2 separate regions of the Homo sapiens genome follow, and region 1 is linked to region 2. The links are chromatin contacts, found by Hi-C or POLR2A ChIA-PET in ENCODE. All regions are on one chromosome and are shown on one strand. Each heading gives the region's core, a stretch centred on a gene start or an enhancer-like site at or near the end of the contact. The rest is flanking DNA. Distances are from core to core; before and after follow the strand shown. Region 1 overlaps LOC105378492 (a long non-coding RNA gene). Region 2 holds the start of FHIP2A (FHF complex subunit HOOK interacting protein 2A).

Region 1 (4,319 bases), core at 1,089-3,588, 800 kb after region 2:
GATTGCATATCACATTATATAATATGCCACAAAACCATACAGCTACCAGTAGTCAGCTCGATAAAAGCCAACATTTATCATCCACATTGTCACCAAAAAATTTATGTGAGGCGCTCACCATGTAGAATTACAACTTGCTCACTTGTTTGCGAGTTCTGTAAGCAGTGGGAAATTAAAAGTATGTGTGTGTACGTCAGTGTAAATCTGTTAGAAAAATGCACCATAAAGAATGACATCATTTGGTTTGAAGGCTAAGAAGATTTGGTCAGCAGACGCATGCGGTAGCTCAAGGGAGATACTGGGACTCTAGCCAATAACTTCTGACCTACAGACAAGAGAAGAAACTCTGGGAACTGAAAGGTCTCTTATCACATTTTAATTCAAAAAATAAAATCTTGCACTCCAGAGCCAGAATCTATAAATGGAATAAGATATCAGGAAGAGTGGTGTTCAGTGACAAATAGTGCATTTGGCAAAGAGCATTCCACATGTGGCATCAGAGAAGCAAGGAACTCTTTCCACAAGTATTTCTCCAAGCTTACCATCGAAACAGATGGACGGCAGGAATTTAATGCTGTGCATTGATAGGACAATCTCAATGCCAGGGAACTTTGACACACAGGAGCTTAAAAATGGGGAGATCTATTGACTGATTGGTCCATCCATCCATCCATCCATCCACCCACCCATCCATTCATTTCTATTCATCCATTCAACCAACATTAATTGAATGCACACTCTTTGCCAGGCCTTGGCTGAGAGGCCAAAGCTACAAAGAAGAAAAGGCTCAATTCTATTTCTCAAGGATCTTACAAAGAACTGGATAGGCAGGCACAGTCAAAAAAAGATGCTCAAAATTTGGTGAGTTACACATGGGCTGGATATACAGCAGACTTTAAGTAAATACTATGTGAAAACAATAACAATAAAACACAGATCTGTGGCAAGAGATGCCATTTCCAGCTCTCTCTTGATGATTTTATTTGAGGGTAAAGGACTTTTAGCAGTTTGGGGGGAAAAAGCTGCACGAAGTAGGTGACTCTTGTCTCTTTTTCCAGCCCACGTTCATCATCTCCGGAGAAAACAACTCCTGTGGCTTGAAGCCTTTAATGGAGCCAGTTCTCCCCCACAGGCTGTCTTCACTTCCAGGGAGGGAGGGTTATTTACTGCATGCTTCATCATTGACGATCTGCATGGAGAGAACACAGGAATCACATTCACTTTGAGCCGCTGAGTGGCCTGGACGGGAGCCATCTGTGTGCACTCTTCCTTTATCTCGTGTGTGTGTCGGGGGTAGCCAGGAGTGCATTTTAGAAAGAAATACTTGGAAAAGTTAATGAAACAGCACAAAATGTAATTCCCAGTTCAATATCGAGTTGCCATTTGTTGTTCATTTTAGTTTGTATTTTGTGCGTTTTGCCAAGGACTCACATAAGCTTTGCTTTTTTTGAATTAGGATTATAAATCACGTGGAAACTCTGGTGACATTTAAAAAAAATTGAACGCAGCACCTGTCTGTTTTAAACATTAGCAATGCTGAAATTGGTTTTCATATAACTGTGAGCTATAATAACTTTCACCTACTTGGAATTGGTTTGTAATTTTGACATGAACTGATGAGAGCCAAAATATTGTTAAGCTTCCCCCTGCCTTCCAGACCCAGTTTGGATTTGAGGGATTCTGGAGATTTGTGATTTGAAAGTAATCATTGTAAAACACATCATCATTAATCAAATTACTGAGACCACAGTGTACAGGGTGTTCCATTCCCAGCTTTCGGGAATCATCCCATCAATTCTAATCTGGCCATTGTCACTAGGGTAGACAAAGAATCAATCAAATCAACAAGTATTTATCCAGAGCTTAGTACGCACTTAGCACAGTTCCAGGGTACTATTTGGAAGGAGGGTAGGAGAGGGTAGAAGATGTGTAAGACACATTCCTTCATTATCTGAACAAGCAAGGAGGAAAATGGCAATTGTTTCTTCAAAATGCTGCCTGCCTTGATCATTAGCTTTGAATAGCTGTATGATTTCAAGTTGCAAGGTTAGAAATGTAACTGCTTTGTACTTTCAAAGTGAAATGAGTTATTTGGTGAGAAAAATCCCTCACATTTATTGTACTGGTCTGGTGTTTTCTTTTGACAATTGCTGCTGATTTTGGCAGCATAGGAAAGACCCTACATCCTGTCTGCTGAGGAGCACAACAGTATAGAAAGGGCTTCAAAGGAATTATTTCCCCCCTGGCATCCCCATTGCTGAGTGAGTGGGCAAATGACCAGCAAGGCCCTGCTTGCCAGTTGGTATTGTGCCTCCTCATAAGGAAGCTGACCAGCAGGCAGATAGACAGACATTGATGTTCTGCCCGCGTTCCTGGAAAAGGGGGAAGCGGCCAGGTTACATAATGGTCTGACTTTTTAGAGAAGTCCAGTTTTCCAAAAAATAAATCCACAACTGTGAAGTAGAAGGGAAACTTTCTCCTGTACTGCCAGAAGGCATTTCAAAGCATCTGTAATTATTTTTAACAGTTTCATTGAGGTATAATCTACATAGCAGAAAATTCATGCACTGTAAGTGCACAGTTAAATAAGTTTCAGAAAATGTGTCCATTTGTACAACCATACAACCATCACTACAATTCAGTTTTAGAAAACTTCCAATACCTCAAAACATTCCCTCCTTTGGAGTATTCATCCGTTCTCATGCTGCTGATAAAGACACACCCGAGACTGGGTAATTTATAAAGAAAAAGAGATTTAATGGACTCACAGTTCCACATGGCTGGGGAGGCCTCACAATCGTGGCGGGAGGCAAAAGACACCTTACATGGCAGCAGGCAAGAAACAGAATGAGAATCAAGCAAAAGGGAAAACCCTTTACAAAACCATTAGATCTCCTGAGACTTATTCACTACCACAAGAACAGTATGGGGGAAACTTCCACCATGATTCAATTATCTCCCACTGGATCCCTCCTACAACACATGGGAATTATGGAAGTTACAATTCAAGATGAGATTTGAGTGGGGACACAGCCAAACCACATCACTTGGCTTGTTTGCAGTCAATCCCCACTCTCACTCGCCGGCCCAAGCAACCATTGATCCGCCTTTTGTTTATAAAGCTCTTATGAATGGGATCATACAATATGCTGTCTTTTGTGTTTGGCTTCTTTCACTTAGGATAATGTTTTCAAAGTTCATCCATGTTGTTTCATGTATCAATACTTCATCGCTTTTTATCACTGAGTAGTTCCATTGCATGGATGGACCACTTTGTTAATCCATTTCTCAGTGGATGGATGTTTAGCTTGTTTCCTTTTTTTACCAACACGTCCACTGTCACTGATAATTTTAAGTAAGACATGACACTAACATTAAAATGGAAAATTATCTACTTCCAATCTTGTTATGCATGTCACTACACTAGTTCTGAAAGACTGTTATATTAGTTTCATGCAATATAAACTACATTGGGAAGTAGGAAATTATCAAGTGGATATTTTGTCCAATCAAAACTTCAGTTATGCAAGATGAACAGGACCTTAGAGCCTTGAAATGAGCAAGCTTTCCCCAAAAGTAAAAGAAATTTTCCCAAAGACAGTCTTACTTTTTTCTACCTTACCATATCTGCTTTCTCACTCTTGAAATACTTCATGTACTTTATCCATTTGTGCATTCATTAATTCATTCATTCCTGTTTATTCCATAAATATTTAGTGGACATTTTCTCTGTGTTAAGGCAGGGTGCTAGGTGCTATAGTACATATAAAAAGAAATCAGACATGATCATAACTGGTTCTGTACAGATACCCAAGTCAGTTTTTTAAGTATTTTTGACTGAGACTCACAGTAAAAAGTACATATTACCTGTACATATGTAACTGAGATAAAAGTTTCATAAAATGATACTTCACATTACTGTGTGTGATTCAATATTATTTTCTATCTCATTTTAAAAAATAGTTGATTGCAACCCACTGAACTGATTTTACCACCCACAAATAGGTTGCATCCTGCAATTTCAAAAAGTTTCACTAAAATAGTAATATTTCGGGATAAGGAACAGAGGACAATGCTTACTATCTAGGAGGAACAGAGAACAAGAGGATTGTATGGGAGTTGATGGCGGGGGATATAAAGGTTCAGGGGAGGGCCTACTTAGTGATATAGGTGACCCAACCGCTCTGGAGCCCTGGTTAGTCTGTTTGCATCAGGACTTGGAGCACTATCATCTCAATGAAAAATTCTGTGTGTTGGCAGGTGCGGTGGCTGATGCTGTAATCCCAGCACCTTGGGAGGCCTAGGCAGGCAGATGGCTT
Region 2 (4,199 bases), core at 1,292-3,791:
AAGAAAACACAGGCCTCCGGATAAAAATGAGCCTTTACTAGGAGAGCAGGAAAGCCGTCTTTCTTTTTCTAAGTACTTATTTCTGTAAATACTAGCCTGATGGGTAAAGGATATAAATATAGTTGGTATCTGTAGGGGACTAGTTCCAGGACATCTCTTCCTACCCCTAAGATCTGAGGATGTTCAAGTCCCTGTTATAAAATGGCATATTTTCATATAACCTATGCATACCTGTATTCTTTAAATCATCTCTAGATTGCTTCTAATACCTAATACAATGCCTACACATCACTTCATTCACATGGATTCAAGGCAGTACTTGAATATGGCAAATTCAAGTTTTGCTTTTTGGAACTCTGCAGAATTTTTTTCCCCCTCAAATATTTTTTTACTTGAGTTTGGTTAAATCACAGGTGCAGAGCCTACGGATAAGACAGCTGACTGCAATATAGTAAATTTTGATTACCAAGTATCTCATTAAGTGTTCCCAAGTATTTCATATATTCAAGGTTAAAATGATTCGGGCCGGGTGTGGTGGCTCACACCTGTAATCCCAGCACTTTGGGAGGCCAAGGCGGGCGATCACTTGAGGTCAGGAGTTCGAGAGCAGCCTGGCTAACATGGTGAAACCCCATCTCTACTAAAAAAAAAAAAAAAAATTAGCCGTGTGTGGTGGCGGGTGCCTGTAATCCCAGCTACTAGGGAGGCTGAGGCAGGAGAATCGCTTGAATCCGGGAGGCGGAGGTTGCAGTGACCTGAGATCACACCCCTGCACTCCAACCTGGGTGACAGAATGAGATTCGGTCTCAAAAAATAAATAAATAAATAAATAAATAAAATTAAATGATTCTTGGTATTTTTAAAGAAAACAAAATTTAAATGTTTTAATAAACTGCAGTTAAATTCTTTCAACAAAAGTAGAGTGTGTATAAGCAAGTAAAAACTAAAAGTTGTCTTGAAGTCTACCACTGTCATTTCCCTCCGTGTAATACTGCTCTACATTTATGAAACCCTGTTTTTCCTGTTTGATACATTTTCCCAAGAGCTTGCCCTAGAGCTAAATTTTTTAACGCTTCTCATGTATCACTTAAATAACAATTGTACTAAAGTTTGTTTTTATTACTGAAGGCAAAAACTCCATTTTTGCCTGCCCATAAAAAATCATTGTTGTATCTGACATTTTTAAAGTGTACATTTTAAAGTGTCCTATCACATAATATGAACATAGGAAGAGAATGTCATGTTAAAAATTAGCAAAGTAATTGTTTCTGCACAGAATGCATTTTTCAATTTGGGCAGTTCTCCCAGAATAAAGTAAACAAGTGAAGCAACTAGCATTCTTACTAGAACAGTGACAAGGCATTTTCTTTTTAGTTTCTTTTCACTTATTAGTCTACTAGGATACTTGAATACTGTCTCTATGCTGGTGTCTAAAACCCTCAAAGGAGAGTACAATTGCAGGATAAACGAAGAGTGTCCAGGAAGAGAACTAGACAAGAAAGGAAACAGATGGTCTCTGGGCTCGGTGAGCTTGGAAGCTGTCGAAAGCAAACTCGACTGGACCCTCCAAACTCCTATTTCAGATCAATACATAAGGTTCAGCTGAGTTCGGCCTCCAGGCCCAAGAAAGCAAAAGCCAGCAACCCGGGGGCTGGTCGGCGGCTCCCTCGCCAGGGACGCCCCACAGCGAGACCATGCCTCTCCCACCTCTACCCCCGAAAACCAAAACAAAACAGAACCAAGCCCAAGCGGTGCTTGCTCGTTTCTTTTGTCTTGCTCAACGCTGACCACTTTTTTTCCGGAGAAGGTTAACGTTAAGGGAGCCCGGGGGAGCTCTCTGCGACCCCGCCAGGTGCTCCCCGAACCCCCGGCCCCATCAGAGGAATGAGGCGACCACCGAGCGGCGTTGGGCGGCCAGGTCCTCCCCGGCACCCCCGCCCCGGCTCCTGGAGGAGGGCAGGGACTGCCGGCCTGGGGCAGCCAGGGACCGACGGGACCCCCGCAGAGCCAGGCCCGAGGCCCCGGGCGCCCCCACGACCCGGCGGCCGCCCAGGGCGCCCGCCTGGGGCCTCACCCCAACCGGGGACAGGGCCGCCGAGGGCCGGGCCAAGGCCGCCCGGCTTGTCCCCGAGGCCGCCGGGGAGCGTAGGCCGCCGCCATCCCCGGCCTGCCGTGCGCCCGCAGCCCGCGGCCTTACCGCCTCCACGGCGTGCTGCAGGATGGAGGTGAACTTGGAGAACATCCTGTCCCGGGACTGCAGCAGCCTCTCCCGGGACGACCTGGAGAGCTCCTCGATCCGCCGCCGCCGCCCCTGCTGCGGCTGCCGGGGCCGCTCCAGAGTGAAGGCCGGTGCGGGGCGGGGAGGACGAGCTGAGGATCGAGGCAGGGCCTGGCCCGGCCGCTTCAGGTGTGCGCGGGCGGCTCGGCGGCTCCGGAGGGCGCCGGGACGCGGCGGGCGGCGAGGAGGGCGTTCGGCGAGGACTCGGGGCCCGGAGAAGCTCCGGCGGCGGCACCGGTTGGGACACGGTGGCAGCCCGGCTCGGGTTCCTTCCCCCCGCTCTGCCCGCCGCGGCCTGCAGGGGGCGCCGCCGCAGCCCGGGGAGGCCCGGCCAGGCCTGCCCTGCGGCGGGGCCGCTAGGCGCCGCGGGGGCGGGGGGCGCGCTGAGGCCTCGGCCTCGCGCGGGGCTGGAGGCGGCCTGTGGGCAGCCACCGCCCTCTCCCGGCTTTCTCAGGGCGCCTGGGACACCGGCTTTCTAACATTTTTACAGCTCAGCGATTCTCAAGAGTTTTGTTTCTCCAGTGGAAGTAACAGGCTGACTTTGTAGGGACACGCAGCCGTCCATATATGCGTATAGCATTCAGAGGTTCTTCCTGTAAGGACCGATTTGGAAGACTCGTTAAGAAAACAGTGTTCTTTAAGCAAACATTGGCAATGGATTTAAATGCTCAGATTTTGAAGAAATCAACGACTGCAGGTGAAATGGCTTTGCTAACTTTAAAATATATTATTATTCAACATTGAAACAGGAAATCCCACATGAGCACATGGTAAGACGGCTGGCTTAGTTTAAATAGCCCATTATAATATTTATATATAATATATAACATAATTTATTTGTGATATGGTTGATAGTGAGGTGTAGTGATTCAGAACAGCATTTTCTATTCAGTTATCAGATGATACCGGAAAACATTAGCGAGGGAAAGAATCTGAAAGGAGTCCAGTAAATGCCTAAGGCAGATAAATAGAGCTACAAGGTAAGCACTTGGGTGGAGGCTGCTTAAAATACTCCCTAACAGTGTATTAGTCAAGCCTTGAAGAAGCAGTTCAGGCTGGTAAAGTTTAGGTTGAGTTAATACAAATTATGAAAATATTTGTATCCTGAAGAAATTTGTTTTATGCTGGTATTGGCGTTTTACCAAAAGGTTCATTAAGTTCTTAAGATGAGGTGGGGAGTGAGTTTTGCACAACCAGTGCTGAAAATACGTATCTGGCCCAGGCGCGGTGGCTCACGCCTGTAATCTCAGCACTCTGGGAGGCAAAGGCGGGAGGATCACTTGAGGCCAGGAGTTCGAGACCAGCCTGGCCAACATGGTGAAACTCCGTCTCTATTAAAAATACAAAAAAAAAAAAAAAAAAAAAATTAGCCGAACGTGGTGGTGTAATGGGATTACATGCTTGTAATCCCAGCTACTTGGGAGGCTGAGGCAGGAGAATCCTTGAACTCGGGAGGCGGAAGTTGCAGTGAGCCAAGGTTGCGCCATTGCGCTCCAGCCTGGACAACAAGAGCAAAACTCCATCTCAAAAAAAAAAAAAAAAATACACACACACACACACACACACACACACACACACACACATACATGTATACACACACATACGTTTATACATACACAAACGTATATATACACATACGTATATATACATGTATACACACACACACGTATATATATCTGTAATTGATTCATGGAACAGAGAAAAGGTGGCTGTCATATGGAGTGGTGGTAACTGGCCAGGCTCTGGGGCTGGGTAGCCTAAGTCCCAGCTCTGCCACCCACAGTGGAAAGTTATTTAACTTCTTTGTGTTTTAATTTGCTTATATGTCAAAAGGGGAGAACAGTACCTACCTCTTGAGGTTGTTGTGGGAATTAATTAATATATGTAAAACACTTTAACAGTGCCCAGTCCCTAGTAAGAG

What was found. Hi-C counts contacts between places; a loop is a spot of excess contacts on that map. ChIA-PET counts read pairs that join two places held with the same protein, here RNA polymerase II (POLR2A). Pooled maps may share reads with other maps.
Region 1: a pooled map shows a loop between it and region 2 (2.9-fold over the local background). The contact joins the enhancer-like site here to the promoter of FHIP2A in region 2. A Hi-C loop is called at or near these places in 1 of 37 single-sample maps with no recorded cell type and 4 of 50 pooled maps. POLR2A ChIA-PET finds 5 or more read pairs at or near these places in 1 of 52 experiments (GM12878).

The regions. Positions count from the first base shown.
Region 1 is chr10:114,019,375-114,023,693 of GRCh38, reverse strand. It overlaps LOC105378492 (a long non-coding RNA gene), which reads right to left. Exons shown (of 3, transcript XR_946332.1): 3 at 999-1,189. Among named protein-coding and RNA genes, the nearest start is that of ADRB1, 22 kb to the left of the region's middle. Within about 2 kb of position 2,338, at least 2 of the 41 ENCODE cell types and tissues checked have a DNase peak (open chromatin) inside an H3K27ac peak, as active enhancers do.
Region 2 is chr10:114,820,122-114,824,320 of GRCh38, reverse strand. FHIP2A (FHF complex subunit HOOK interacting protein 2A) reads right to left here and starts at 2,541. Exons shown (of 17, transcript NM_020940.4): 1 at 2,198-2,541. The coding sequence starts at 2,242. It overlaps LOC124902508 (translation initiation factor IF-2-like), which reads left to right and starts at 1,373. Exons shown (of 2, transcript XM_047426127.1): 1 at 1,373-3,048. The coding sequence starts at 2,220. The coding sequence ends at 2,825. RefSeq lists silencers at 1,843-2,062, 2,123-2,472, 2,483-2,792 and an enhancer at 1,637-2,137.